Regions from separate parts of the Homo sapiens genome. Here region 1 is linked to region 2. Evidence: chromatin loops called from intact Hi-C (ENCODE). Cell type or tissue: HepG2. All regions are shown on one strand. Each heading gives the region's core, and the rest is flanking DNA. Links, peaks and the distances in the headings are about the cores only. Region 1 overlaps SLC25A13 (solute carrier family 25 member 13). Region 2 overlaps SLC25A13 (solute carrier family 25 member 13).

What was found. Hi-C counts contacts between places; a loop is a spot of excess contacts. Peaks named below come from ENCODE experiments on the same cell type or tissue, not always from the same donor. Only the 100,000 strongest peaks of a DNase experiment are listed, where the experiment ranks them.
Region 1: a loop joins it to region 2, with 2.3 times the contacts of the local background. A loop is called at or near these places in 3 of 110 quality-filtered maps.

What each region holds. Positions count from the first base shown.
Region 1 is chr7:96,298,753-96,314,732 of GRCh38, forward strand. The region is part of intron 1 of SLC25A13 (solute carrier family 25 member 13); the gene reads right to left. Among named protein-coding and RNA genes, the nearest start is that of SLC25A13, 15 kb to the right of the region's middle. RefSeq lists an enhancer at 15,515-15,980. In HepG2, for the core only: no CTCF peak of the experiment used is centred there; DNase peaks (open chromatin) are centred at 1,969 and 4,559; H3K4me3 peaks cover 625 bases.
Region 2 is chr7:96,245,824-96,261,803 of GRCh38, forward strand. All of the region lies in intron 3 of SLC25A13 (solute carrier family 25 member 13), which reads right to left. Among named protein-coding and RNA genes, the nearest start is that of MIR591, 34 kb to the left of the region's middle. RefSeq lists an enhancer at 1-2,966. In HepG2, for the core only: no CTCF peak of the experiment used is centred there; no DNase peak of the experiment used is centred there.

The DNA.
Region 1 (15,980 bases), core at 131-8,130, 48 kb after region 2:
AAAATCCTGAATTAGTAAGTGTTCTCTGCTGTTCAATAGAGGAGAAGAAAATGTACTGCTAGTTAACCTAAGATGAATGACTCTGCTGCCCTAAAAGCTTCAGAGAGGACTCCCTCCTCTCAGGTCTCTATTCTGAGAAAGGTAGGGTAGGACGAACACAAGAGAAGATGGGACAGCATAAAATGCCCCCATCCTCCACTTTAAGAGCAGAAAAATCTCCTCCTTGATGGTAAGAGTCCCACATCTCATGGAAGTACATAACACTTTTTTCAAAAGCATATGGTACCCTAAGTTCTTAACTGTTTTCCTCTTAAAAGCAAAATAAATTTTCCACAAAATGAAGTATTCTTCGTAATTCTAAAATAGAATTAATTCTTTATGCCATGAACTTTGTAAGGTCTTGCCTGGGCAATGCTATTTCAGAGTGAACCTCCCCTGCCCTCAATTTTCATAGCACATTTCTGCTTAAGGATCCTGAAATGTATATTCAGTGCTCCCCATCAGAACTACACCTCAAAGGGGGAAAAAAAGTGTTCACTTTGTAACCTTCTCAGGGTCTAGGGCAGAGAACACAAATCAAAACAAAGACAGAGAATGACCCAACACTTATAAGGCATGTTGCCTAACATTTACAGTTTTCTAAGCAAGACTATTATCTCGTTGGATTCTCACTGCAAATCAGTCAGATAAGATGGATATTACTGCCCTAATTTTACAGAAGAGGAAACCAAAGCTCAGAAAGCATCAATTATTTCCCCCAAAAAGTCAGATTAAGTGCCAATCTGTGCTGACATTTCTAAATGTTTTCTGAGCTGAGATCAGATCCCAAATATTCCATCTCTTACCGTAGTGGCCTTCCTACAGACCCACATTACAGGCAGCTTCAAAGTGTTGATAACTTGCATTAGCTGGCAATATAATACAGTCATGCATCACTTAACAACAGGATAACATTCTGAAAAATGCATTGTTAAGTGATTTCATCATTGTGTGAACATCATATAGTGTACTTATACAAACCTAGATGGTGTAGCCTACTACATACCTAGGCAAATGAGATAGCCTATTGCTCCTAGGCTACAAATCTATACAGCATGTTCCTATACTGATTACTGTAGGCAACTGTAAAACAAGTATCTAAACATAGAAAAGGTGTGGTAAAAATATGGTTTTAAAAGATAAAAAGTGGAACACCTGTACAGGGCAGCTCCACTATAATTTATGGAGCCACCATCATATATGCAGTCCTTCATTGATGAAAACATCCTTATGTGGTACATAACTGCAATATAGTACAAGCCTAAAAATCAAAACTCTCCCAATTTCTCCTAACAGTGTGTAGTGTCTGTCCAATGCTGTGATTAAGGACATGATCTTACAGGAATGGTGGCTCATACCTATAATCCCAGCACTTTGGGAGGCCAAGGTGGGAGGATCACTTGAGCCCTGGAGTTTGAGATTAGCCTGGGCAACATAGTGACACCCCATCTTCATTAAAAAAAAAGAACATGGCCTTAGTGTCAGATCATCCTCAAATAGGGAGCAGGACCAACCTCATAAACTCACTGGCCATGTGACTTGGAGGCCCTGACCTCTCAGCCTCACTTTCCTCATTTATAAAATGGGGAGTCCTAGACAGCTAGAAAAGTAATATGAGATAATTACACAAAGTGCTTAGCACCAAAAGGGCCACACAGTTAAAGTGCTCAATAAATGGTATCTATTACTATTTGTATTATTTATCCAAAGATGTTTATGTTCTACCATGTTTACTCCTTAAGAAATCTAAATGATGGGTAAACTGGCTCATAATTTAGAAGGGATAAATTAGCAAAAGAGAAGAGAAACTCATGGGTCTTCAAACACACTCACCAAACCACTAAATAAACATTGTGGCCATCCTAACTGATAATTGTCTCAGCTACCCTACCCCCAACCCAGAGTTCCAGGTACAGCAAATGGTTAATGATCACCACAAGATTTCTCTGAGGCCCACTAAAATTTGGCTCAGGTCCTGGTACATTCTATTTAAGGATAGATAAGTATGGTTCAACAGGGGATGGATTCAGAAAAATTACTACCAGCCTCCTGGGCCTCATCTCTATAGTAATTCCATCTATTATTCACCAGTCAAATGCTGTGTGGCTGTTCGGAATTTCCATTTATACTGCTACCTCCCATTCCTATCTTCTTGTTTTAAGTGTCATTTGCTATGAATGAAGAACACTTACACAACTTAATTGAAGACAATGCAAAGTTACCATGAGATGTACCAGTTTTTTAAAGGTGTATTTCAATGAATTCTACCTGGTGGCAAAACCAATACCCAGGAAGTTCTATGAGCTGGAAAAAGGAAGCCACAGAAATGTAGCCACCCTTTTAAAGTCAATTCAGAACAGCTGTCCAGCATGCATACTTTGCATCACATAAGCTTGGGATTATTAGACTTAGTTCATTCTTGGGCTTTAGAAGCCTGGAATTATTAGACTTCGTTCATTCTTGGGGTTTAGAAGAGTCATCAAACTTTAGATTGTTTCCAGAAGGCTTACTTTCACTGTTACATTTTTTTCTCATATATTAATAGCATGCAAATATTTACAGCTACTATTGTTATAACTGCCTGATTTTCTTTATGATTCTTCTTCTGAATTTGCATTTGTAAGAATGGATTCCAACATTAAAACAAAAATTTTATATCAAGAATTTTAAATCAAGTAACTGGTTTTCAAACATACAGAGTAATTCACTAAGAAGAAAGGGGTCCTTTACAGATTACTATGAAATATTATTTGCTAACAAGATAAAGAATTTTGTTGAAATTTGATAACATTTTACTCTGATTCCAAATTTAAGGGAAAAAGAGAGGGTTTTGGTGTTTTGTTTTTTTTTTTTTTAGTTGGGGGTCTCATTGTGTCACTCAGGCTGGAGTGCAGTGGTGCGATCATGGCTTACTGCAGCCTCACACTCCTGGGCTCAAGCAATCCTCCCACCTCAGCCTCCTGAGTAGCTGAGGCTAAATGCATGTGTCACCAGGCCCCACTAATTTTTTAATTTTTTTGTAGAGACAGTCTCACTATGTTGCTCAAGCTAGTCTCAAACTCCTGGCCTCAAGTGATCCTTCCATCTTGGCCTCCCAAAGTGCTGGGTTTACAAGCATGAGCCACCATGCCTGGCCCAGAAAGTGGCAATGTTGGAACAGAAAAACTCTATGCATAGTTTCTTCCATAAACTGGGAAAAGTCTATCATTATTTAAATTTAGTATGGAAATTTCAGGTCGATTCAATGAGTCTATGCTCCACAGGAGCAAAATTTGAGAATCACTGAATATGTAAAACTTTTTGACAAGATAAACACTGGTTATAATTGTGTAAGTCATCAATAGCGTTTGCAAAACACATACTAGGTAGGTACATCCTAGAAATAAAAAGAAAAACAATAACACAATTTCAAGAACTGGTGTTTTTAAAAAGGCAGGGGGTAGGGGAGAACATGGCAAGAAGAATACAAAAGTCATCTTTCAGGACAAATGAATTCACTCTCCTAATATGAGTTAGAGCAGCCATAGGTAGGGGGTCACCAGAAAATTCCTACCTGTAGGAATATTTTTTAAACAGACTTTCTTACAAGGGAATCAAGCCACAGTTGCAGGCTCATTACTTTAACAAATCACAGTGGTATAGAATGGTGTATTCAAAATAGTTGTCAGATCTAAGAGAGGATGGTGGGGAAGAATATAAGAAAACCTACACGAAAATAAGAAATGCTAATTTGAAAAATAAAATGCAAAGAAAAGCAAAGCTCTCCTCTTTCACTGGGAGGCTGTAGAGATGTGAGACCACCATCTCTGTGAGGGCACCTTACTCCTCAGATCAACCCCAACTCTGGCAAAGATCAGGAAACAAAGTAGATTCTCTGGAAGTGCTGAATATAGAATAAAGTCTTTCAGGTCAGTAAAAATCTGACATTTACAATGAAAATAGGCAACTCTCTTCAGACCAATGGTTCTCAAAGTGTGGAGACCATCAGCATCACCTGGGAACTTTTAAAAATACAAATTATCACACCCATCCCAGACCCAAAGAATCAGAAACTGGGTGAGGCCCAGCAATCCCCTATGATTTAACAAGCCCTCCAGGTGACCCTGATGCAGTTAAAGTTTAAGAACCACAGCTTTAGATAATGTCCAATTTTAATGTACGGATTATAAGATGTAGGTTCTCAGTCCTCGCTGCATATTCAAGTCCCCTGAGGTGCTTTTAGGTTTTACAAAACCCAAACCATACCAAAGGTCAATCAAATGAAAATTTCTAGAATGGATATCTTTAGAGCTCCCTCAAGAAATTACCATGTGTGGGTGGACTGAGAACAACTGCGTTAGGACCCGAGGCCCAACCTCAGCTGCTACGTCACCAACTGTACAGCACAGCCCTTCCTCAGCAATACTTCCCCAGTCACCCTCCCAAACCTGAAACATCTGAAAGCCAAGACAAGCACAGACTTACACTGAAAATTCTACTATCATAAAGTAAATATTTGCCTTAGATAAGAACTACAAACTCAAAGAGGTAGCTCATCAAAAGCAAGCTTCTGGGTGTGTGTGTGGGTGGGTGGGTGTAAATAAGCATGCAGTGACAAGCAGGAAACGGAGAGAGAAGGAGAAACAGTCCTGCATAGTCTTTTGAACCTGAGGAAATAGTGCAGTAGATGGCCCTGAATCCCAAAGAAAAGTATTCTTGGGTGTAACCTAACCACTTAGAAGCAGGGGCCCACCCTCCTTCTTTATCTTCCTATACTAAAGACACTAGAAGGCTGAAACTACAATTCCCAGACTCCCTTGCTGCTATGCGGCCTATGTGCCATCAATTAGATGAAATTGAGTGAGATTTGGCAAATGTTTGGGAGTTGGGGGGCACCTTCTGCTGTTTCTGCCAAGCACGCACCATTGCTGGAAGTGTCTAGTTTTCCTGTGGCAACCTCCTGCCCTCCCATGTCAGTGGCCACATGGTCCTGAAACACTCTCCACTTGGCAGGCAGCATTGTGACTGCACAGGAGGTCACTGCTGTCTTGGTGGCCTGCTCTGCTTGAGACTCTAGACGTCATTCTTTAGAGCTCAACCTCAAGTCTGTTTCTTTACCTTCCCAACAAATTGTGTAAGCCATTTAATATCCTGTAATAAATCTCTCTCTGCTTAAACCAGCTAGAGTAGATTCTGTTCTCTGCGAGTGAGCCCTGACTGATACAATCAGTAATTGCAAAAGAAAGTTTGGAATTCCCTAAAACCACAGTTACCATTAACTTGAGAAGAAGAAAAAGGTATCTCAAACTTAAGAAAATAATTTTTTATTGAAACCACTGAGTCACTCATCCTTCATCCTACAGTTTCCCTACGACCTAATAAATGAAGAGCAGTCATTATGGGAAAAGTTACTGAAATATAAATTAGTACAAAGACAAGATGCCCTGTTAAGCATTCTTCAAACCACAACATTTCTATGTAATCAGCTGGCAAAACTTCATTTCACTCAACAGTTGACTTATAAAGTATCAGACACCACAAATGTTAACCCACTGGGTAATTACATCAGCGAGTCATTTCAGAGGCACTAGAGATGTTTATCAGAAGGATTCAGTAGGTTGTGATGTATGTTAGATTTCACTCTGCTCTGTTGTAGAACATAAACTAGAAAGCCATCATCATTAAAATTCTGATATTAAGAGGCAGAGTATAACAGTTAAGAATGAATGGTGGTGTTTTAGCTGGGTTCTGTTATGCCAAAAGAGCCTGAAACATACTAGTTCTGGATTTTACTATTATTGTTATTAAGCTGACCTCTACCTGCTAGATGGGAGTAGCAACCCCTTCCCCAACAAGCTGCAACAACCAAGAAACTGTCTCCAGAGGTTGCTAAAAGAAATCCTCTTGGGGGCCAAACTACCCCACCCCCCAGCTAACAACCACTCCTTAGATGGTGATGCTCTACTTGCTCATCCATGCAACACAATCACCTATGGGAAAGCTGCAGTGTACTAGGCCCAGCGCCAGGCACCGAGGAGAAAACACCCAATAAATCAGAAACCCTGCCCCAAGCAGGGAAAGCTGACTTATCGACAAGTGGTTGGTACAAAATGTATGATGATACATGCTATCATAAGGCAGAGTGGCAGGAGAATTAATACACTAATTCTGCTAAAGTTGAGGGTCACAGAGGCAGTCTTTGGAGCCGGATCACTTATTATTAATTATAACGATAACAATGACCAGCTAACTTTTACTGGGTCCTTAACTCTATGCCAGGCATTATGCTAATGGCTTTTTATCTTATTTCATTTATATACTGTATCATTAAAACTCTTTAAGGGGAAGAGTGAGTAATATCCCCACTTTTCAAATAAAGAAGCTGAGGTACTAAAGAGTCTTAAATGAATACCAGTAGATCACACAGCCAGAAATGACCCCTGAGCTCAGGTTATTTAGACACTAATTATAATACCTGAAGGATATTCCCAGAGTTTAGCAAGCAAAAAGGGGGACTTTAAAGCTACCTTTAAGAATGGAGACACTGGACAACATTGTAATTGTAACCAATTTAAAATAAATTCTTTTTAATTTGGCATTATGATTCATAAATGCCCATGGCTCAGTAGAAGGCAGAAATGCCTAGTGCAGAATATTATTCTCCAGTATTTTATGCTGAATTCAGTCTCAATTTTTGTAAGCATCAAGGTTACAGTATAATTAGGAACCAGCTGCAATTGTAATTACCACGCCCAATATAATTTGTTACATATTAGCAAGTGTCAAATTACTACTGCTCCTTAAATGAATAAAAACTGATTGTGCTATTCTGAAGACTGGGGCTATGTTCCTGATGGGGAACAAAGGAATATAAAAAGTATATGACGTATTTATAAAGTGCTGAAAAGCTCTACTTAGGAGATCACAAGTTGCTGAAGCCCAGATAATGCCATAAAAAGTTAAACACTTCTGAGAGAGAAAAGCTAATTTAATAAATACAGAGGAAGAGGAAGCCAAAAATGAAAGGACAATAAAGAAGTTGCTTCCATTAAATATGCCTTACCTGTCCAAATTCCTGCTATCAACCTCATCTAACTGAAGCACGTCAAGAACCAGAAGGAAGCAAAAAGGAAAAGGAAAGGGGCTCTCTGCACAGCTGGAGGCTCATCTCAAAGACGACACACCATCTCACTTGAGTGAGCCCTCCTGGGCCCTATTCCACAGCCCACAGCTTTTGACATGACTCTAATGCTTTGCAAACATTAGCTTACTGACACTCTCAACAGCCCTGAGGAGTAGACACCGTTATGTCCATTTTACAGATGAGGAAACTGAGGCACAGAGAGGTTGAGTAACTTCCCCAAGTCACACAGTTAGCAAGTGGCAGAGCCCTAATTTGATTGCAAATCTATGATTTCAGCCATTATGTGACACTGTCCTTCAGAGGAAAAGAAAGCACAGTATTGAGCAGGCAAGAGAATCCAGAGATCAAAAGAAAATTAGGACACAAGAGTCTGATTTCTGAGCATCCCCCAGTCTGACCTTCAGGGCAAGGGCAGGGAGCTTCCCATTTCAGATACACCTGTGGTTATGACAGCCCAGTGCTTCTGGCCCTCCTTGCTGTTCCCGGTTCTCCTCCCTTCTCCCAACCTTCTTACTGGTGTAAGAATAGAGAGCCTTGGGCCTGTGTGGCCAGACTTCTGACCTCTTGGGCAACTGCAGGATGGAGACTGCTTGCCTTTTGAGCCTCAGCTCTCTTCCTCTTGTTCTCCTACGATGGGAGTACAGCAGCCAAACGGTAGAGAGCCTTGGGCCTATGTGGCCAGACTTCTGACCTCTTGGGCAACTGCAGGATGGAGACTGATTGCCTTTTGAGCCTCAGCTCTCTTCCTCTTCTTCTCCTAGGATGGGAGTACAGCAGCCAAACGGTGAGCTTAGTCCCATCCACTTCCATCTTCTCTTTTGTGCCCTTCATCCCTCTGCATTTTGTTCTTTTTGCCCTCTGATACCTCCTAGTGCCCTATCATCTCTACCCCCAGGGACTCAGGAGATCATGCAGCAGAAGCAGAAAAAGGCAAACGAGAAGAAGGAGGAACCCAAGTAGCTTTGTGGCTTCACTCCAATCTCTCTTGCCCTTCACTTGTGTGCCTGGAGCCAGTCCCACCACACTCGCATTTCCTCCTGTAGTGACCACAGGTCCCAGCACCGATGGCTTCCCTTTGCCATGAGTCTGCGGTGGGTCCCTTTTGTACTTCCTTCCCCTCAGGTAGCCTCTCTCCCTATGGGCCACTCCTGGGGTGAGGGGGTTAGCCCTTCCCAGTGTTTTTTATTCCTGTGGGGCTTAAAAGTATAAAGGTAGCTTTGTAATTTAAAAAAAAAAATAAAGAAAATTAAGACACATCAGTTGTAATGCATGAACCTTATATACATCACAATTCAACAACTATTTAAAAAATTTTAAGACAATACGGGAAATGTGTACAATGTGTACAGAACACCTATTTGAAGATATTGAAGAATTATTATAATTTTTTAAAGTATAATAATGATATTGTGATTGTGCTTTGAAGAAATCTTGTTTAGAGATACATAAAATATTTACAGATAGGATGGCTGAGTTTGCTTTGAAAAACATATGGGGATGAATTAGCCAGGCATGGTGGCATGTGCCTGTAGTCCCAACTACTCAGGAGGCTGAGGTGGGAGGACTGTTGGTTGAGACCGCAGTGAGCCATAATCGCGCCACTGCACGCCAGCCTGGGTGACAGAGCAACATCCTGTCTCCAAAAACAAAAATTTAATTAAAAAAAAAAAAGTAGGGATGGAAGGAGGAAAGAGGGCATGGCATAAATGAAACAATATTGAGGACATAAATTGATGATTACTACTGGCTAGATAGGGAGATGAGGGTTAATTATACTATTCCAGTTTTGCACTTTTTGGGAAATTTCCATAATGAGAAGTTTAAAAAATGATGCTGTTCTTTCAAGGACTAAGTCAAATGCCTCTTCCTCCAGGATTCTCCAACCAGATTCCCCTCATAGAATGTTTCCTATTTCATGAGCTTTGCAATGGAACATTTAAATCTGACTCCACTGCGGCCGGGCGCAGTGGCTCACGCCTGTAATCCCAGCACTTTGGGAGGCTGAGGTGGGTGGATCACCTGAGGTCAGGAGTTCAAGACCAGCCTGACCACCACGGAGAAACTCAGTCTCTACTAAAAATACAAAAATTTAGCCGGGCACGGTGGCACATGCCTGTAATCCCGGCTATTCGGGAGGCTGAGGTAGGAGAATCACTTGAACCAGGGTTCAAGAGGTTGCAGTGAGCCAAGATCGTGCCACTGCACTCTAGCCTGGGCAACAAGAGCGAAACTCCATCTCCAAAAAAAAAAAAAAAAAAAATCTGACTCCACTGTTAACCAGCAGCATGACCTCTTGTTTTCTCATCTGCTAAAAGTAAGAGAATAGAGAATAACAATTGAATGAAAACAGCACAACTTGAGACAATCTAGCAGCGCCTTGCTTCCCAGTTACTCTTCATATTCAGAGCAGCCTAGCTGATTGAGGCAGCAGCAGATACCTGACCCCTGTGGGGAGGTGATCTTGGCTTTCTGAACTAATCAGATTTCCTCTGAAGGCTGAACCAGCAGATTCAGGCTGAATTAGCAGCAGGTCTCTCTAGCTGATGATGTGGCACTAGTGAAGGGTCACGAACTCCTGGGGTTGAGCAACAAAAATTAAACTGGCTCCCTACCTTTCATCTTATACCAAAAGAACTACAGCTGGATCAGAGTTAATCTTTAAAAGGAGAGAGAGAGAATTTCAAAAAGTACTAGAAAAACGCACAGGTGGTTTCTTATGTAATGTTAAGTAGGGAAGCTGATTTCAAACATGACAAACTCAGAAGCCATATAATCCAGAAGCCATAAAGAAAAAAATGATAAATATTTGACATAACAATTTAAAAAGTGAATATAAATCAGTTAAACAACAACTGAGAAGAAAAACAACAACAAAATTTGCAATAGATAGGACAAAGGGGCAATGTTCTTCATTTACAAGCGCTCTTAGAACAAATCAATGTGAAAAGGCAAATAAACCAATAGAAAATTGGGCAAAGGTCAAGACCAGGCTCTTCTCAAGTTGCTGTTGGACACCACAAATGGATTAACTGAAATCTTCATGAACCACCATAAAAAAAGAATCTAGGACTGAGCTTTCACTTCTGGAACTGAGCTGGGAGGCAATGAAAAGATGTTGGCATCCTCAAACTCAGAATCAACATCAGCCTGCAATAAAATGAGTGTGTGAATTCTCAGAAGTGAATGAAACTCCTTGCCAGTGAGCACAACAAAGTCAAAGAAGAGACAGGATATCACCCTCTTGTCCTTCAAGCCATCTGATGACCCAGGGTACTACTGAGACTAGCAGGGCTGAAACAGCAGCAATGGAACACATTGTTTGGACCTGCTGGGAATTTTGCCCTCTAATGTACCTGGGCTTTTTTAATCACAAGGGAGAGTTTCTCTAGGTGCCTCCTTTTGAAGCAGCCTTTCTGTAGTCATAGAGATTCATCTACCTTGGGACAGCACAACCCCTGCCAAGGTCTGTTCTGAATTTCTGATTCTCCATGATGTGCTCACCTGGCGATTACCCATGCACAACTCCTCAAGTATTTCCAAATTCTCATCATATTACTTTGTTGGGGGATGGAGAGGATTGAGCAAATGGATTATTAGAAAAAGGTTTACAACAAACCACATACATGCAGCAGAAAATCTCCTTCCCCCTTTACTTTGCCATGTGTTGGCATGCCAAGTAAATGGACAATTCAACCAGCAGTGTCTGAATGCTATGCAACAGTTACTCTGAGGCATATCTGTGTCCAGAGAAGGTCCTTGTCCTCAAGAGTTCAAAATCTAGGAGGAAACAAAATAAATCAGCAGCAAAGATCACTTCCCTTCAGAACCTTGACATCATTATCTCACCCAAGCCATTTTTAAATGATTCAATAACTGTTATGGGCTGAACTGTGTCCCCCACACCTAATTCATATGTTGAAGTTCCAATCCCAGCCCCTCGGAAGATGACTGGCCATATATGAAGATAGGGTCTTTGAAAAGGTTATTAAGTTAAAATGAGATGATGAAGGGGACCCTAATCCAATAAGACTGGTGTCCTTATACGAAGAGGAAATTAGGATACAGACAGAGAAGGAACCACATGAAGACACCCATCTACAAGCCAAGGAGAGAAGGCCTCAGGAGAAACCAAACTTGCTGGGGTCTCCATCTCAGACTTTTAACTTCCAGAACTGTGAAAAAATAAATTTCTGCTGTTTAAGCCATCCAGTCTCTAGTACTTTGTTATGGCAGCCCTAGCAAACTAATACAATATCTTTTAATATGGTCCCCATATTCCAGCTGTTTCGATTCTTTTCTTTATTTGTTTTTAACCCAGGCTCAAGCATTGTATTTGGTCATCAGGTCTCTTTGGGAGTTTCCTTTATTCCAGCCTTCTTCATTCATAACACTGACATTTTTGAAGTCAAGCCAGAGGTCTTGCAGCATGTCCTACTTTCTGGATTTGTCTGATTGTTTCCTCACGATTAGATCCAGATTAAATATTTTTGGCAAGAACATTTTTAGGTTCATGTTGTATACTTCCCAATGCATAATATCAGTCGGTAACATAATGCTAGTTTATCCCATTTGCTGATGATCACTTGGTTGAAGCAGATTTCTCCATTGTAAAGGTACTTTTTCCCCTCTGTAAACAGCAAGTAATTTACTAGGAGATGCATTCAGACAATGGGAATTCCAACAGTCTTTTACTGAAAGGCTTCAGCATCCAATGATGATCCATGCCTGAATCAATTATTACTTGCAGGTGGCAAAGTCAATTTTTTTTCCTTTTTCTAATTCTAGCATAGCTTCTACCTTTATTAGCTAGCATTCTTCAGTAAAGAAACTTTATCAGTCTATTCTCCAACTCACTTTGGCTCCTTTTAGGGAGCAATAATTATCACTCATTATGTTGTGTTGGATTTTTTTAATTCCATGTGTTACAATCCCTTTCCAATTGATTTGTCTTCATTGTGGTAAAATATACATACCATAAAGTTTACCATTGTAACCATTTTTAAGTATACAATTCAGTGGCATTAAGTACATTCACAATGTTCTACATCACCATTACCCATTTCATCATCCCAAACATAAACTCTAAACCCATTAATATCCAATTGAATTTTAATTGCCATTATTTTTTATAACAATGATATATACTCATATATAGACATACATACATACATAATATGCATACATACACACAAGAGTGTGTATTTAAATAATGAAAATCACTTTTAACTCAATGTACCAGGAAGGGCAAATGTTAATATTTAAAGTTAGCTAATTAAAACCATTATGCAAAAAGCTGGTGGACTTAAGATAACAACATCTGAAACCACTGACCAAAACGTAACATCACAAGAAACAACCAAGAATTAGGTGCTTCCTCATGTGAGTACCCAGTACCAAGTACCCAGCAATGTGATGGGAAGCTCTAAGCACCATCTAGGAAGTATTCTAGCCAAAACCAAAAAAGACTCTAACTTGATCAAGCTTTTAGATTAAACTGTCACTTGCAGGAAATACTGAGGCCAAGCAACACCACAAAGACGTAATCAGCAAAGTCCAAATTGTGGGAAATTACAGGAAAGACGACCCAATTCCCTCATCAAATAAACTGCAAGGAAACAACCAAAAAGGGGGCAGGAAAACCTATAGATTAACAAGATTTAAAAGACGTATCAACCAGCCATGTGTGGACTATATCTGAATATTGATTAGAACAAACCAACTATAAAAACTGTAATCTTAGGACATGGGTTTTAGCATTCCTACAGGGACTTCAAGAAATGGGAAAATAGAACCACAACCCCTTCTGAAAACTGAAGAGAAGAACTCAGACAAATATATATATATCTGCCCACCAATACAGAGAAATGAAAAGAAGTATTTCTTTCTGACAAAGGCTAAAAAAAAAGAAACATTTCTGTCTCTGACTGACCTCTATGTTAAACAAACAAATAAACAGGCTCTCTTTTATCCTGCTACCCTGTTGCCATAGCTTTATGGCAAGAAATATGAACAGAGGTTGTTATGTCCCGTTCACAAACTGCTGTGAAGAATATGAAAATCGAATGAGTCTGGGGTAATACTGGGAAAGTACTAAATTAAAAGTATTGAAAATGCAGCCAAGACCAAGGAGATTTTAGCTGGCTAAAGAGTTTAAATTTTATTCTGCAGGCAACAGAAGCCACACTGCATAGCAAGATAAATTAAAGAGGGCAATGCAGCACACTGGTTATGTGCTTGGGCTCTGGAGCCAGGCTGCCTGTGTTGAAATCATAGCTCTCCTATTTACAAGCCATGTGATCTTGGGCAAGTTATGTAATCTCTCTGTACCTCAAAGAACTTAACTACTCTGTACAAATGAGTTTCTCGATGTATATTATGAAGGTGAGAGCACTTACATGTCATAGGATTGTTATGAAGATTGCATTAGTAGATATAAAGTGCTTGGAACAGTGTCCGGCTTTTACAAGTGTTATATAAACATATGCTAATATTATTATTATTATTTGCATAACCTTTTTGAGCCTTAGGTTTCTTTATCTGACAAATGAGGTTATCAACACGTTCCCTGCTACCTTGTAGATGATTATAAAGATCAAATAATGAAGCTTGGGTCTTTATATTATCTGGTTATATTAATCCCTGAAGACTTTGAGCTTCTTGAAAACAAATCTAGTAGCTTACCTGTTTTTGGAATCCCAGCACAGTGTAGGCACTGACAAACAGTCGTCGTCACTTATGCCCTTGAATGCACTTTTTAAAGCTGCTAAGTACTGTACCCATGAACACGGTAGTGCTATTATCATGGCAACAAGAGCCAATCTTAGAAAAGTCCTTTGGCAGTCTGGACAGAATGGAGAGGAAGGTGTAGGGATGAGATCAAAAGCAAGGGGATCAGTGGGAGCTACAGCAATGGTACAGCTACAAAATAAAGAGGCCCTGAATTTGAACAGAGAAGATAGGACATACATGCTCCATGGCCGTAGAAGGGTTTCACTGATCCACCTCTTTTGCCACATCCAATTCAGGCTGATGGTGTCTCTCCTATCTGCCCATAACAGGTACTTAATTGAACTAACTAGAAACTTTATCAGGAAAGTGAAGCTGCAGGATGAAGTCAGGAATGACCAAAAAGATGGATTCAGTTATAAGAACTGGTGAGTTCTAGGTCAGCAGAGTTTGAAATATCTTTGAGACAGACAAGTTGAGTCTTCCAGCTCAAACTAAACAGCTAAAAGTGCAGGGCTAGAGCTTGAGACAGCCACCCAGGCTGAGGAGTGTTAAGGAGCCAATACCCATTAAGGGGGCAGGTAGTGCGGCAGGAACTGGAGGGAGGAGACAATCTCAGGCACAGCCTTGGGGGACACTAACCTTCCAGGTGTCCAGGCAGAATGAAGAGAAGCCCACAAGGCACAGCACTATTCACAGTAGCAAAGACAGGAAACCAACCTAGGTGCCCATCAATGGTGAATTGCATAAAGAAAATGTGGTATATATCCACCGTGGAATACCTTGCAGATATAAAAAGAACAAAATCATGTCCTTTGCAACAACATGGATGCAGCTGGAGGCTATGATCCTAAGTGAATTAATGCAGGAACAGAAAACCAAATATCACATGTTCTCACTTATAAGTGGGAGCTAAACAATGGGTACTCATGGACATAAAGATGGCAACAATAGACACTGGGGACTACTAGAGGGAGGAGGGAGGGGAACAAGGGTTGAAAAACTAATTATTGGGTACTATGCTCAGTACCTGGGTGATGGGGTCAACTGTACCCCAAGCCTCAGCATCATGCAATATATCCAGGTAACAAATCTGTACATGTACCTCCGGAATCTAAAATAAAAGTTGAAATTATTTTTTAAAATGTACATTTAAAAAAAAAGAAAGTAAGACCCTTTGTTAGATTCAGAAAAAGTGAAAGATTTCTAGATTTTTGCTAAAGTAATGCTTCTCAAAAGGTGCAGCATTAGTGCTGGACCTACATATACCTGACCTGTACAGGGAAGGGAAAAACACTACATTTTTGGCCAAAATTCCTCATTGGTAAACTAGTACATTCTGTTTTGAAGATTAGGGTAAAGTGTACTATCATTCTATATGCATATGTCATGCTGCTAAACACTAAAATAAAAATATATCTTTGCTGGGAAGAAAGAAGACGAAAGAAGAAAGAAGAAGGAAGGAGAAGGAGGAGGAAGAAGGAGGAAGGAAGGAGGAGAAAGGATGAAGGACGAAGAAGAAGGAAGAAGAAGAAGAAGCCTGCAAAGGAGAATAAAGGGGTAATATGAGATGCTAGAGGCCAATAATGAGAGGGGACATCATGAAAGCAGATGGCGAGAAAGAAAGGGTAGGACACAGGGTCATGTGAGGCCAGAAATGAGGACAAGCCAACAGGTTTAGAACTGAGGTTACTGGTGACTTTTAGGAGAAGGACATTTAATTTAGTTCATTTCACCCAATTAGAGGGTCTGTCTGGTTAAACAGGCCATGAAAATAGAGTTTGCTCAGTAGCTGTTAAATACTTTGCTAAAGGAATTGTATCACTACACAAAGGCATATCCCCCTCCTTACCTCCAAGCAGAACCAACACATGTCTCAGCGTCACACATTCCTCTGTTGCAAGGTCCACCCTAAGGCAAACCCACAGAGTCTTATGAGGAAATCTGTAGGTGTTTATGAGGCAGCAAATGCCAACCAGAGAGGAGGAAGCGCTCAGCAGGAATGCCATAATAGATAATCCTCACACATAGTGGAGAACAAAGGGAGGAATGGTTCCCTCTAAGAATTCATCAAAAGCAGAGACTGGTCATG
Region 2 (15,980 bases), core at 5,238-13,237:
TTGTAAACCATGATGGAAAACTGATTAAGGCAAATAAAGCAGATTTAAAAACCTAGGTTTCCTAAATCTTTCTTTGTTCTACTAATTAAGGCTGGATAAAAAGGTCTCAATGTTATTAAAATGGCAAATGAAGAAGGATAGTGGGGAAACCACAAATAAGAAATCAGTAACTGAAAAGCCAGCAGGCATATGAATTTGTCAGCGTATACTGGCCTACACTATATAAAGCAGCATGTTGGTTTATTCTCATTACCACTGGATAACCAGGTACTTTGAATGCACCCAAGGACAGAAAGACTGGCCTGCATGCAAGGGCACACACTGCCAAATCCTTCACTTCTCTAACCATAGTCTCCAGTTTGATCATTCCCTTGATTTAGGGCTGAAAAGCACAAAAGTACCTACAGGGTACCGAAGGCACAGCCCAAGGAACAGAATGTTCCCATACATACTTTTAGTTAATGCCCATATTACCTATGTTTGTTCTCAGCTCAAATAACATTTTAAAATACCAAAAATTGATTGAGCTAAACGATTTTTTAATTGGAACACAATGCCTTTCTCAATAGGTTTTTCTGAATCTCTGAAGCAAGGTAATGATGATTAAAACAATATTCTAAAACGAACAAAAGGCACATAAGCATAGGCACACAAAAAGTGACAAGAACATGCTATTTTCTTGCATCTGCCGTTGATCAATTCCTAGTTTGTCACTGTTAAAAAAATAAAAATACATCAGCAGTAAACTAAAATTTTTAAAAAATACATGAAATCAAAATTATACTGATTCCTCTTTGAGAAACATTATCAATTACTCGGGAACATTTTGGCATTTTCTTTCATTCAACTGTAATTCCTACATTTTGGATACACACAAAACCTCTCTTGATGTGACTGTAATAAAAGTCCCTGGCAAAGCAAAAATTAAATGACTGAAATAGCCCTTATCATTTTAAGAAATAAAATTATTCATGGTGTGGGCAAGAAGAAATAAAAATACCCAGGCTTGAGCCAGAATATCACAAAAAAAAGCCAACATTAATATCTGCTGTGCCAGCTGAATTCAAATTAACCCAATTTTTACATGTTAATTAAACCAGCTATTTTCTTCTTATTGTATTTTTGCTTCTTAAATAGTAGAGTCTACAAGTGATTCCCAACAGACTTGTTCCAACAACAATGACGTATTCATTTACTTCTATTATGACCATACAATACAGTAACTGAGCAGTAATTTTTCACAGTCAATTACATGTGTGGTTCTTTATGCTTAAAGATGCTGAAATAATGTGTACTATAGAGCCATATGCCCGAATCTCTAGTCTGCCAGAGGCAGTTGCCTGGGTAACACATTTTCTCTCCGGTTTAGCATAACCCTTCACTGAATATCATTAGGTGTCATTAAATAGCAAACATTAACATGAACTTCAATATACTACTTAGATAGAGTCATTTTACCCATGTAAACAAGTGTTCCATCATTTATCTAAGCTTAAAATAGATTATGATTTTCTGTATTTAAGACCATAAAAAAGAAAAAAAAAGTGCCCATGTGTTGATTTCAGATTGAATTTGCAGAAATTTCTGATGACGTAAGAGAACTCAGACCAAGTTTCAGAATAACATTTCATAATATTATGGTCATAATATTCAATGTAAGCAAAGAAAGATTAGGCTTTAAAATGTACTCGATCCTATAAAATAATTCCATCAATTGTATCTCAGATGAAAGATTATTGTACCCTCTTTAATAAGGACTAGGGAGAATGCACTCAAATTCGGCAACAAAATGAACTTAAAGAATAAGGTGCTTAAAAATCAAGGTATATAGGAATAAATACAAAGTATGGGATCCATTGTGCATTATCTAAAATTTTTTTACAGCTTTATTGACATATAATTGACAAAAATTGTATACATTTAAAGTGTACAATGTGTTATTTTTATATACATATACATTGAAAAATGATTATCACAATCAAGCTAATTAACACATGCACCACATAGTTGTCTCATATAGTTAAAATATTTTAAATGTTCAAAATTTAATGAAGTACTATATGGTTTAGATGTGGCAATATATAGTTTATACAGGGTGTTCTAGAGCAATGTCTGCATTGAGAGTAGCAGCTGGGAAAAAAAAAAAAAAAAGAAAGAGTAGCCGCTGTCTCAAATACTCTCCATCAGCCTACACCACCCCAAACAAGCATCCACATCTAAGAAAAACAATGTGCTTTTTCTACAGTCTCAACAGTCCTAATCCTATTACCACTCCCAAACCAAGGAATTATGATGTTTCTGAGATACATCATAATTTCAGATGAACCTAAATTCAGCCTATAAGCAATCACAGCTTTTCCTCTATCATCCACATTACAAAGGGGCTCCAAATTGTCAATGTTAATTTTAAAGGACACATATAAAAAGAAAATGAATCATCAAATGGCACTACTACCCGAATTTATTTTCTTACCACTCCTAGTATAGGAGAAGGGTAGATTCTAAAATCCTGGCAGCAAGGGCAGGGGGACTCATAGAAGTTCAGGGGCAGCATCAAAGCTGTCCACAGTCAACTTAGAATAACAAAAGAGAGAGGGTGGCCAAGAATAAATGAGTTCTTCTTGGTTATGGGGAATGAGATTCCAGATACTACTACGATGATGAAGTGGAATTTTTTTTCTTTTTCTTGCACCTGTTTCCTAATGCAAAATAAGAAAGAAACAGCCACACAAAATGGTGCAACTTGGACTTAGGTACCATGCTCCTACCTCCACTGCTCCAAAAATATTCATCTGTTTGCAAAAGTAAATAGAACCTCAATCACGAGTTCAGTCTGGGGGCTGGGAAGTAGTTAGCAGGAAAAAAATTATTTGGTTTTAATTGTATATTCCATTTTGGTTTCAGCACTCTGTTTTGAATGAATGTTTCTATGAGGCAAATTATAAGAAACAAATTGACAGCAAGGATAAATAAATCTTTAAGCAAAATATTTTCAAGATATACTGCTATCAGGAGAAATTAAATTGCATCTCTGACACCTCCATGACAATTCACATTCTGAATGATTAAGACATTCTACAATTTCAAATAAAATTTTAAGAAATTAAAACTAAATTGTATAAACGGTAGTGACTGGGAAAAGTAGCCTAATACCTTATGAAATGTTACAAATAAGAATTAAAATAAAAAGTGATTTCTAAAGCTGGGCACAATTGCACGTGCCTCTGTTCTCAGCTGCTCGGAAGGCTAACGTGGGAGGGTCGCTTGAGCCCAGGAGTTTGAGACCAGCCTGGGCAACGGAGTGAGCTCTCATGTCCATTTTTTGTAAAAAAGACAAAAAGTAATTTCTGCTTACAATATGCTGATTAAGTAGCATTTCTAGATTTTACTCCAAATCCACAGTAAACAGAATACTACTATTCCCACCTCTATTCCCAATACAGATTAAAATTTTACTACATGAACATAATTTGCTTGCTTAAAAACTGGCGCAAGATCTGGTAAAGAAAAAGACATACACATCTTTCATATTTAGTCATGTTTTGTTATACAAATAGCCACACCAAAATACAATGAATTCACCTATTAACACAGGCCACCTGTGAATATAGATTTTCTGAAAATAACCAAAGGAGTTTATTATGACTGTTTGAGCCCATTCTATTTAGGTTCATATTTTATTTTGCTCATGGAAGAACCTATATAAATGCTGAAAAGCAGTTAAGAAAAATTTTCTGTCCCAATTGATCTGGCATGTTTCCCCATTCTATGCCATCCTATCTCTGCACTTCTTACCAAGTTCTATGTCTAAAGGTCTCCTAACAATTTCAAGCTTTTTTAAAACGCAGGCCATTACAACACAGAACAGTAATTGTAAAAGATCATCAAAATTAGAAACTGTTGGGAGTACTTTATATTTTTGCAAGAGGAAATTAAGCTACACAACTTTTGAGACTCTCTTGCATTTTCTTGGTATAAGTATTGCAGAAAAGCAACATCAATATTTTAATGCTTTTTCCTTCAGAAATTGGTTACTGTTTTATTTCTTAACTTAGCAAAAAAAAAAAAAAAAACTCTAGGCCAGGCATGGTGGCTCACGCCTGTAATCCCAGCACCTTGGGAGGCTAAGGCGGGCGGATCATCTGAGATCAGGAGTTCGAGACTAACCTAGCCAACATGGTGAACCCCATCTCTACCAAAAATATAAAAATTAGCCAGGTGTGGTGACACACGCCTGTGATCCCAGCTAATCAGGAGGCTGAGTGAGGCAGGAGAATTGTTTGAACCCAGGAGGCGGAGGTTGCAGTGAGCTGAGATCACACCACTGCACTCCAGCCTGGGTGATAAAGTGAGACTCTGTCTCAAAAAAAGAAAAAAAACTCTAGAAGAAAGTACTGAATCAGAAAATCATAAGGCAAGAGAAGGTGGGTTTCAATATGAATTACATGTTCAGCTAAATCCTTAGGGGCTTTCAGGGTTTTGCCCAAGTAGATGCAATATCCTCAGTGAATCTAAAAAGTTATATTCTAAATAACTTGAAGAATAATGTGAACAGCCAAAATTCACTAAAAGAGCAGCGACATGGCTGTCTTTACTTAACTCTACGGCAGAAGGCAGTTAACTTACCAGACCATAAGACATAAATGAGCGAGGACATGCCGAATGGTTGGAATCCACCAACACTTTGGGACATGAGTCCAGTCCCTTGTAAGGATGCTGAAGAATGGGGCAGGATTCTCAAAAATATGAGAATCTAATCCTATATATAGGTGGTTTTTTCAACACAAAGAATTCCTCAGAAAAAGTTTACAAAAACTAGAACAACCCCAAAATACTGTGGAAGCAGTCTACTTGGGGAGGAGAAAAGTGAAGACAGGAGAAGAAAAAAGATTTGCTAAAAGTTTTAGACCTGTTACAAAAAAAAAAAAAGAGGCTCCATAAAATATTACAGTGGTCCTGGGAGAAAAATGACAGCAGAGATTTTAACATGTAAAAATTCAAAGAAGGAACCATAGAGAGAAATCTAAGAATCCCACCTCTTCTGGATAATACCTCACATGTGCATGGAACATTATGTGTTCAATCCATTCAAATTAGACAAATACTTATGGAGTGCTACTATGTGCCAGCCACGTTCTAGGATCTGCTGACTCAGCAGTGAACTAAACAGACAAAAATCCCTGCTTTCGTGGAGCTTACAGTCAAGTGTGTGGGAAAGAGGAGGAGACAAAAAAAAAATTAATGAAACCCACATGTATTATACAAGATAACCACCATGAGAAAGCCCTAAAGGAAGTGAGTGAGATTCTTAGGGGAAGTGCCTTACAGAAGGAAGAGGAAGTACAAGGCCTCTAGGTGGGACCAAGCACGGCAAGCACGGTGTGTTCAAGGTGCGGCAAGAAGACCAATGTCACCAGAACAAAGTAATTAAGGGAAAGAGCAGCAGATGAAGTGAGGGGCTGGGGAGGTAACGTAAGGAGAGAGTACCACAAGGCCTTGTTGGCCACGAGAAGGGCTTTGGCTTTTACTCTGAGTGAAAATGGAGAGCCATAAAGGATTGTGAGCCAGAGAGTGACATAATCCAACTCAGATTTTAACAGAATCACTCTGGCTGCACAAGAAGATTTGGTGAGAAGTTATTACAATAATCCAGGTGAGAGATGGTCATGCCTGCGTCTGGTTATGGAGTAACATCCTCCATAATGCTGAGCAGAATTTTTAAAAAGTAAATCAAGTAAAATGCAGGGTCACATCATTGGGTGTTGAATCACTCAGTGGGAATGATTCTACAGAACTGGCCAACTGGAAGCCACACACCAATCACCAGTTGCATTGCATCTGAATTTGCATTGATATGGAGTGAACTGATTGAGTCGTACTATTTTCTTTTCTATTTTTTTGCTTTACTTAATAAACTGTTCTTGAAACTGTACTTGGAAAGAAAATAAAAGTGAAGCAGACCTGCAGGGGTGTGTACATTTACTATCTTACTGCCCATTTGAAGCATCTTCACTAGCAGTTGGTGTAGCACCATCTTTGCTATTTTGGGTATAGACTGAATGTGGGCTGTGTGTTGGAAACCAACCTGATGAGTCTTTACTAAGCACTTCTTATTGGACACCCTGGTCAGAGAGCCTCAAGTCATCAATCCTTCACAGATGAATACAGCAGTTATGAACTACAGTTGGAAACGTCTTTATATTTTTTTTCTATATGACTTTATGAAACAAGACCAAAAACAGAGCTTGTCTTAGAGTTTGCCTTTGAATCTTTTTTTATTTGGGGACTTGAGTCCAGACTTATTTACTGGGTCTCTTTCTTGGTCAACTTTCCAGCATCTTCCTTTTTTTGTATTATCCTTGCTGGTATCATGAAGCCTGAACAGCAGTTGCTGCTACTGTCACCTTTCCAAGAAATTGGGCAGAGGGAGTACTGACGATACATATACTGATAGTGAGGCCAACTAGACTGGATGTAAGATTTGAAGGGAGGTGTGAAAGAAAAGAAGGAAGCAAGGATGTCCCTAGAGTTTGGGGCCTGAGCAACTGCAAGACAGAATCTACTGAGCAAGCAATAGGAAAGAATGCTTGGAGAGAGAAGGCTCAGGAGCCTAGGTCAGGACATGTGACATTTGAGGGGCCTATTAGGTACGCAAATGGACTCTCACAGAAGCAGCAGGGAGGAGAGGGCTGAAGACATAAAAGTAGAAGTTATGAAGTATTTAGCACCATGAGATGGGACAAGATCACCCAAAAAGTAGTTAGGAAAAACTAGAGATGTGAGAACCAGTGAGGTCTGAGGGATGCAAGGGAACATGGTATAATGAACGTGAAGTGAGTATTGCAAAAAGGGGTAAGAGGCAAGTGTGTTAACCTGAGAACTAATATTATCATTGGATTCTGCTTTGAAGATCGTAACAAGGGCAGATTAGAGCATAGTAGAGCAGCAGAGGAAACTTGGGGAGAGTGGATTCAAGAATGAATGGGCAGGCTGGGCACGGTGGGTCACACCTGTAATCCCAGCACTTTGGGAGGCAGAGGTGGGTGGATCACTTGAGGCTAGGAGTTTGAGACCAGCCTGGACAACATGGTGAAACCCTGTCTCTACTAAAAATACAAAAATTATCTGGGCATGGTGCCATGCTCCTGTTATTCCAGCTACCCAGGAGGCTGAGGCAGAAGAATCGCTTGAACCCGGGAGGCGGAGGTTGCAGTGAGCTGAGATCATGCCACTGCACTCCAGCCTGGCTAACAGAGCAAGGCTCCATCTCAAAAAAGAATCAATGGGCAGAGGAATTAATTGTAAGGGCCAGAACAGACAGTGCTTTTGATGAGTGTTGCAGAAAGAAGAGAAATGGGGCAGAATCTGAAGAGGAAAGTGCAATTATGAGGAGTTTTTCTTCACATGGAAGGTCTGTTTGCCACCAGGAAAGATGCCAGGAATTGGGGAAGAAAAGTAGGAGGTGAGGAAAGGAATAAGAGAGGGAAGGAATGAGAGGAGAGAGGAATGTTGAAACAGTATCTGCAGGTAAATTGAGAAGGGAAAGCTAACTAAACTTCCCTGGAGTTTATTTCACTGGGTGACAACACAAGCATTCACCGAGCAAGTAACAACCCCATTTAATCAGATGAGAAAACAGGCTCACATGGGATAGGTCACTTGTCTAAGATCCCACAGATTTTAAAAGACATAGTAAAATGTGTTTTTTTGACTGCTATCAGTGATCCTTTCACTCTATAATGCTTTTCCCATGCAAAAGACCCATTGTTATCAGGACAGCAGTTAGCAGGAGCAATAAGAGTGACTCTATAACATCGAAGCCCTTTCCTGTATGAGTGGACAGGGAAGCAGACAGCATAGGAAGTGTTTGGTGCAGGGAATGCAGAACATAGGAGCAAGTGAGACGGTATTCTGAGAGTAAAGTTCATCTCATCATTAGGGTTTGTCCATTGCTCTTTGACAACAGCCCTAAAATGGTTTGGGAAAAGATCCTGATGAGCCAAATAATGTAAACCTTAAAAGCACTGGTCTGTAAACTTTAACAGATATTGGAATAAACTGGAAAAATAATTATAAATGTATATGCTTACACTATGCAGCCATAAAAAGGAATGAGGAAGATTTCTTTACATATTTATAGAATTATCTTCAAAACACACGACTAAGAGATAAAAGCAACTGTGTGTGTGTGCTGTATGTGTGTGTGCGCATGTCTGTCTGTCTGTCTGTCTTCCCTGGAGACAAACATTATACAAATGCTGTGATGGTTAATTTTATGTGTTACCTCGATAGCAACATGTGGTAGTCAGATTAAACATTATTTCTGAGTGTGTCTGTATGGGTGTTTCTGGATGAGATTTGCATGTAAATAGGCAGTCTGGGTAAAGCAGATTGCCCTCCCAATGTGGTAGGCAACATCCAATCCACTGAGGTCCTGAATAAACCAAAAAGGTGGAGAAAGGGATAACTTGCTTTCTCCACCTGAGTGTTAGAGCTGGAACATGGATCTACTCCTGCTCTCAGACTGGGAAGTACACCATTGGCTCCCTGGTTCTCAGGTCTTTAGACTCAAACTGAATTACACCATTGGCTTTCCCAGATCTCCAGCTTGCAGACAGCTGATACTGGGAATTCTCAGCCTCCACAGTCATGTGAGACAAGTCCTTATAATAAATGTCTTCATTTATTATTTACATGTACATTTACATGTGTATTTGTCTCTCTTTATATAAATATACATATATACCCACATATGTGTGTGTATATATACCCTATTGGATCTGTTTCATGAGCAAACCCTAGTACACATGCACATATACTACATATATACACACACATACACACTCCCTCAAAGGAGCGTATATATAGTATATAGAGTTGATAGAGCTGCCTTTTGGATACGAATGGGGAAGGAAAGATGAACACAAATACACATATAAATTTACTTATATTTGGGGAAAAAATACCCTGTGGGAGGAGAAACCAAAAAACTAATACAAAAAAGAATGACCTATAAAAAGGAAGGAAGAGTCAGGGTGAAAAGGACGGGCATGTTAAGACAGACTTCCCTGAGCATACCTTCCTTCTGTTGTATAGTTTTGATTTGGGAAACATATGTTTTACATACTCAAAAATTAAATTAAGTTGAAAATAAAAAAGACAATCCCTAAAAATTGAAAATAAACTGAAAAAATGAACCTCCCTATATATATATTAAGTTGGTGGCAAAACCACACAGAATTAAATGAATTCTTTCCAATAACTTTAGAATACAGTATTTTAACTATATATACTTTGTGGAACACAGTCTAAGTACAACAGAACTAAAAAGAAATCTTAAACTTCATTCAGTATCTAATTGTTGGCAGCAATAAAGGTGTTACTATTTTGGATATATCCTACACATGGCAAATATGTAATACTGTGAATGTTGCTGGTAACCAGGATTTTCAATGAAAGAGCGGAGATAGAAAAATCAAAACAATAAAATTACTTTGGATTTAACTGTGTCAATTTATCTTTACATTTGAAATATCAGCATGAATGGAAAATTTTTTCTCTAATGAATTGAAAAGGCATCAGCTAGGTGCGGTAGCTCACACTTGTAGTTCCAGCACTTTGGGAGGCCAATGTGGCGGGATCATTTGAGCCCAGAAGTTTAAGACCAGCCTGGGAAACACAGGGAAACCCCATCTTTACAAAAAATTTAAAAATTTAGCCAGCCATGGTGGTGTGTGCTTGTGGTCCCAGCAACTCCGGAGGCTGAGGCAGGAGGACCACTTGAGCCCAGGCGGTTGAGGCTGCATTGAGCCATGATTGTACCACTACACTTCAGCCTGGACAACAGGGCAAAACCCTAACTCAAAATAATAATAATAAATAAAGAGAAGAGAAAAACAAAAGGTCTCAAAGTAGTGACAACTCAAAAGAAGGAAACATACCTAATCCCCAGATTGTGGTCTATAAATACAACTGCCTACTAAAAAGAAGGGCTCCAGAAAGAAAGGTCGGATTACCCACAAAGGGAAGCCCATCAGACTAACAGTGAATCTCTCTGCAGAAACCTTAAAAGCCAGAAGAGAGTAGGGGCCAATATTCAACATTCTTAAAGAAAATAATTTTCAACCCAGAATTTCATATCCAGCCAAACTAAGCTTCATAAGTGAAGGAGAAATAAAATACTTTACAGACAAGCAAATTCTGAGGGATATCGTCACCACCAGGCCGGCCTTACAAGAACTCCTGAAGGAAGCACTAAATATAGAAAGGAAAAACTGGTACTAGCCACTGCAAAAACAAACCAAAATGTAAAAACCATCGACACTATGAAGAAACTGCATCAACTAATGGGCAAAATAAATGGCAAGCATCATAATGACAGGATCAAATTCACACATAACAATATTAACCTTAAACGGGCTAAATGCCCCAATTCAAAGGCACAGACTGGCAAATGGGATAAAGAGTCAAGACCCGTCGGTGTGCTATATTCAGGTGACCCATCTCACATGCAAAGACACACAGGCTCAAAATAAAGGGATGGAGGAATATTTGCCAAGCAAATGGAAAGCAAAAAAAAGGCAGGGGGTGCAATCCTAGTCTCTGATAAAACAGACTTTAAACCAACAGAGATCCAAAAAGACAAAGAAGGGCATTATATAATGATAAAGGGATCAATCCGACAAGAAGAGCTAGCTATCCTAAATACATATGGAGCCCATACAGGAGTACCCAGATTCATAAAGCAAGTTCTTAGAGACCTACAAAGAGACTCAGACTCCCACACAATAATAGTGGGAGACTTTAACACCCCACTGTCCATATTAGACAGATCAAAGAGACAGAAAATTAACAAGGATATTCAGAACTTGAAGTCAGCTCTGTACCAAGCAGAACTAATAGACAGCTATAGAACTCTCCACCCCAAATCAAAAGAATATACCTTCTTCTCAGCACCACATAGCACTTATTCTAAAATCGACCACATAATTGGAAGTAAAACACTCCTCAGCAAATGTAAAAGAATGGAAATCAAAACAGTCTCTCAGACCACAGTGCAATCAAAGTAGAACTCAGGATCAAGAAATTCACTCAAAACCACACAACTACATGGAAACTGAACAACCTGCTCCTGAATGACTACTGGGTAAATAACAAAATTAAGGCAGAAATAAATAAGTTCTTTGAAACAAATGAGAACAAAGACACAACGTACCAGAATCTCTGGGGCACAGCTAAAGCAGTGTTTAGAGGGAAATTTATAGCACTAAATGCCCATAGGAAAAGGCGGGAAAGATCTAAAATTGACACTCCATCACAATTAAAAGAACTAGAGAAGCAAGAGCAAACACATTCGAAAGCTAGCAGAAGACAAGAAATAACTAAGATCAGAGCAGAACTGAAGGAGACACAGACACAAAATACCCTTCAAAAAAAATCAATGAATCCAGGAGCTGGTTTTTTGAAAAGATTAACCAAATAGATAGACCACTAGCCAGACTAATAAAGAAGAAAAGAGAGAAGAATCAAATAGATGCAATAAAAAATGAAAAAGGGGAGATCACCACTGATCCCACAGAAATACAAACTACCATCAGAGAATATTATAAACACTTCCACACAAATAAACTAGAAAATCTAGAAGAAATGGATAAATTCCTGGACACATACATCCTCCCAAGACTAAATTAGGAAGAAGTTGAATCCCTGAATAGATCAATAACAAGTTCTGAAATTGAGGCAGTAATTAATAGCCTACTAACCAAAAAAAGTCCAGGACCAGATGGATTCACAGCCAAATTCTACCAGAGGTACAAAGAGGAGCTGGTACCATTCCTTCTGAAACTATTCCAAACAATAGAAAAAGAGGGACTCCTCCCTAACTCATTTTATGAGGCTAGCATCATCCTAATACCAAAATCTGGCAGAGACACAACAAAAAAAGAAAATTGCAGGCCAATATCCCTGATGAACATTTATATGAAAATCCTCAATAAAATACTGGCAAACCAAATCCAGCTGCACATTAAAAAGCTTATCTACTATAATCAAGTCGGCTTCATCCCTGGGATGCAAGGCTGGTTCAACATACGTGATAATCAATAAACGTAATTCATCACATAAACAGAACCAATGACAAAAACCACATGATTAGCTCAATAGATGCAGAAAAGGCCTTTGATAAAATTCAACATCCCTTCATGGTAAAAACACTCAATAAACCAGGTATTCATGGAACGTATCTCAAAAAGAATAAGAGCTATTTACGACAAACGGACAGCCAATATCATACTAAATGGGCAAAAACTGGAAGCATTCCCTTTGAAAACCAGCACAAGACAAGGATGCCCTCTCTCACCACTCCTATTCAAAATAGTATTGGAAGTTCTGGCCAGGGCAATCAGGCAAGAGAAAGAAATAAAGGGTATTTAAATGGAAGAGAGGAAGTCAAATGATCTCTGTTTGCACATGACATGATTGCATATTTAGAAAACCCCATCGTCTCAGCCCAAAACCTCCTTAAGCTGATAAGCAACTTCAGCAATGTCTCAGGATACAAAATTCTTGTGCAAAAATCACAAACATGCCTATACACCAATAAAAGACAGAGAGCCAGATCATGAGCAAACTCCCATTCACAATTGCTACAAAAAGAATAAAATACCTAGGAATACAACTTACAAGGGATGTGAAGGACCTCTTCAAGGAGAACTACAAACCGCTGCTCAAGAAAATAAGAGAGGACACAAACAAATGGAAAAACATTCCATGCCCATGGATAGGAAGAATCAATATCGTGAAAATGGCCACACTGACCAAAGTAATTTATAGATTCAATGCTATTCCCATCAAACTACCATTGACTTCCTTCACAGAATTAGAAAAAACTACTTTAAATTTCACATGGAAACAAAAAAGAGCCCGTATAGCCAACACAATCCTAAGCAACAAGAACAAAGCTGGAGGCATCATGCTACCTGACTTCAAACTACACTATAAGGCTGCAGTAACCAAAACAGCATGGTACTAGTACCAAAACAGATATATAGACCAATGGGACAGAATAGAAGCCTCAGAAATAACACCACACATCTACAACCATCTGATCTTTGACAAACCTGACAAAAACAAGAAACGGGGAAAGGATTCTCTATTTAATAAATGGTGTTGGGAAAACTGGCTAACCATATGCAGAAAACTGAAACTGGATCCCTTCCTTACACTGTATACAAAAATTAACTCAGGATGGTAAAGATTTAAATGTAAGATATAAAACCATAAAAACCCTAGAAGAAAACCTAGGCAATACCATTCAGACATAGGCATATGCAAAGACTTCATGATTAAAATACCAAAAGCAATGGCAACAAAAGCCAAAATTGACAAATGGGATCTAATTAAACTAAAGAGCTTCTGCACAGCGAAAGAAACTATCATCAGAGTGAACAGGCAACCTACAGAATGGGAGAAAAATTTTGCAATTTATCCATCTGACAAAGGACTAACATCCAGAATCTACAAGGAACTTAAATATATTTACAAGATAAAAACAACCCCATCAAAAAGTGGGTAAAGATATGAACAGACACTTCTGAAAAAAAGACATTTATCATCCAACAAACATATGAAAAAAAGCTCATCATCACTGGTCATTAGAGAAATGGAAATCAACACCACAGTGAGATACCATCTCACGCCAGTTAGAATGGAGATTATTAAAAGTCAGGAAACAACAGATGCTGGAGAGGATGTGGAGAAATAGGAACGCTTTTACATTGCTGGTGGGAGTGTAAATCACTTCAACCATTGTGGAAGTCAGTGTGGTGATTCCTCAAGAATCTAGAACTAGAAATACCATTTGACCTAGCAATCTCATTACTGGGTATATACCCAAAGGATTACAAATCATTCTGCTATAAAAACACATGCACACGTATGTTTATGGCAGTACTATTCACAATAGCAGACTTGGAACCAACCTAAATGCTCGTCAATGACAGACTGGATAAAGAAAATGTGGCATATATACACCATAGAATACTATGCAGCCACAAGAAAGAATGAGTTCATGTCCTTTGCAGGGACATGGATGAAGATGGAAACCACCATTCTCAGCAAACTAACATAGGAACAGCAAACCAAACACCGCATGTTCGCACTCATAAGTGGTAGTCGAACAATGAGAACATATGCGCACAAGGAGGGAAACATCACACACTGGGGCCTGTCGGGGGGTGGGGAGCAAGGGGAGGGATAGCATTAGGAGAAATACCTAATGTAGATGCTGGGTTGATGGGTGCAGCAAACCACCATGGCACATGTATACCTATGTAATAAACCTGCACGTTCTGCACATGTATCCCAGAACTTAAAATATAATAATAATTAAAAAAGGGGGAGATTCAAGCAGAGCAACTGATTCCAGGTTCAGGGCAGGAAATATATAAAATAACAACCTATTTTGCCAGAAACAAGGAAGCTACCAAAAATCAATGGATCATATCAAAAAGGACAAAAGAGATAATATAAAAGGGTTCCTACTGGCCAAAGATGAGATATTGCAATTAAAACACAAACATATAAAAACCTGTAAGTTCATAATAATCAATACAAAAAAGACCCCAATTCCCCCACCCTACAAAACACAACTCACTGAAGTTACAACAGCACCAACTCCTTATGCTGAGAATTGGCTCAGACCAAATAAGTAATTACATTGACTCTCATCTCTAAGCATACATCTCACAGCCTGCCTCTCTAATTGCATGTTTAACAGGGAGGTCAATATTCTAATGTCCTAAAGAACTCTTAATTTTGCTTCCAAACCTACTCTTCCCCCAACATTCCCTATCTCATTTGCTTATATCGCCATTCCCCATATTTCATATCTAATCCATCAATAAAATCCCAAATCCAACCACTTCTTACCATTCAACTCTAGTCTTGCCATCACCTTTTACACAGATTACTGCAGCACAGTCCTAATTTCCCTTTCTTCCACTGTCACCCACTTCATCCCATTCTCTCAAATCAGCCAGGCAAAACCTTTCAAAATGTAATGCAGATCATGCTATTCCCATGCTCAAAACCCTCCAATGACTTCTACTACTCTCAAAATACAATTCTACAACATCTACATAACCTGGCCCTGGGATACATTTTATACTTCTTTCACTCTCCTATCAACCCTCTCTACTAGCTGGTCTCTTTGCTGCTTCTCAAACATGCCAAGCACCCTCCCCTCTCAGGCTCTTTGCACCTGTTATCCCCTCTATTCTTCTCTATTGAGAAGGCTCAATCCCTAGGGTCTCCCATGGCTTACTCCTTCATTCAAGTCTTTGCCCAAATGTCACTTTTCAGAGAGATCTTCCCTGACCACTTTATCGACCATAGCACTTTAATAAATATAACAACCTACCTCTATATCATCTATATATATCTTTTGTTTACATTATCTGTTTGCTATATAAAAGCACACTGTTTAGAACAGTGCCTGGCACATAGTTGGTGTCAATATATATTTGTTAAATGAGTTACCAAATCTGAAATTAATCTATATTTTTCAAGTATCAAGGTTGTCTCAGATTTGTAGCAGAAGGCCATTTTACCTTACCATATATCATTTATTTCAGACTAAGTTACTCTAAAATTTCTGACAATTAAGTTCTTTCATCAGTTATCTTCTTTCACCTTTTGCTTATTCCAGACTGAAGATCTCAAAACCTTTACATCAGATTGCAAGAGAAGTCTTACTTTACTCTCAAAAACCTTCATTAAAATCTCTGAATCTCACTGTATTTACTAGGAAGCAACTCACTGACAATCATGGCACAATTATGCCACAATCAATGGGAAAGTTGGGTACTATATCTCCTAACATTTTTGTCTTAGTCCATTTTATGCTTCTAGAACAGAATTACCTGAGACTGAGTAATTCATTTTAAAAATTTACTTCCTCACTGTTGTGGGATTTGGAAGTC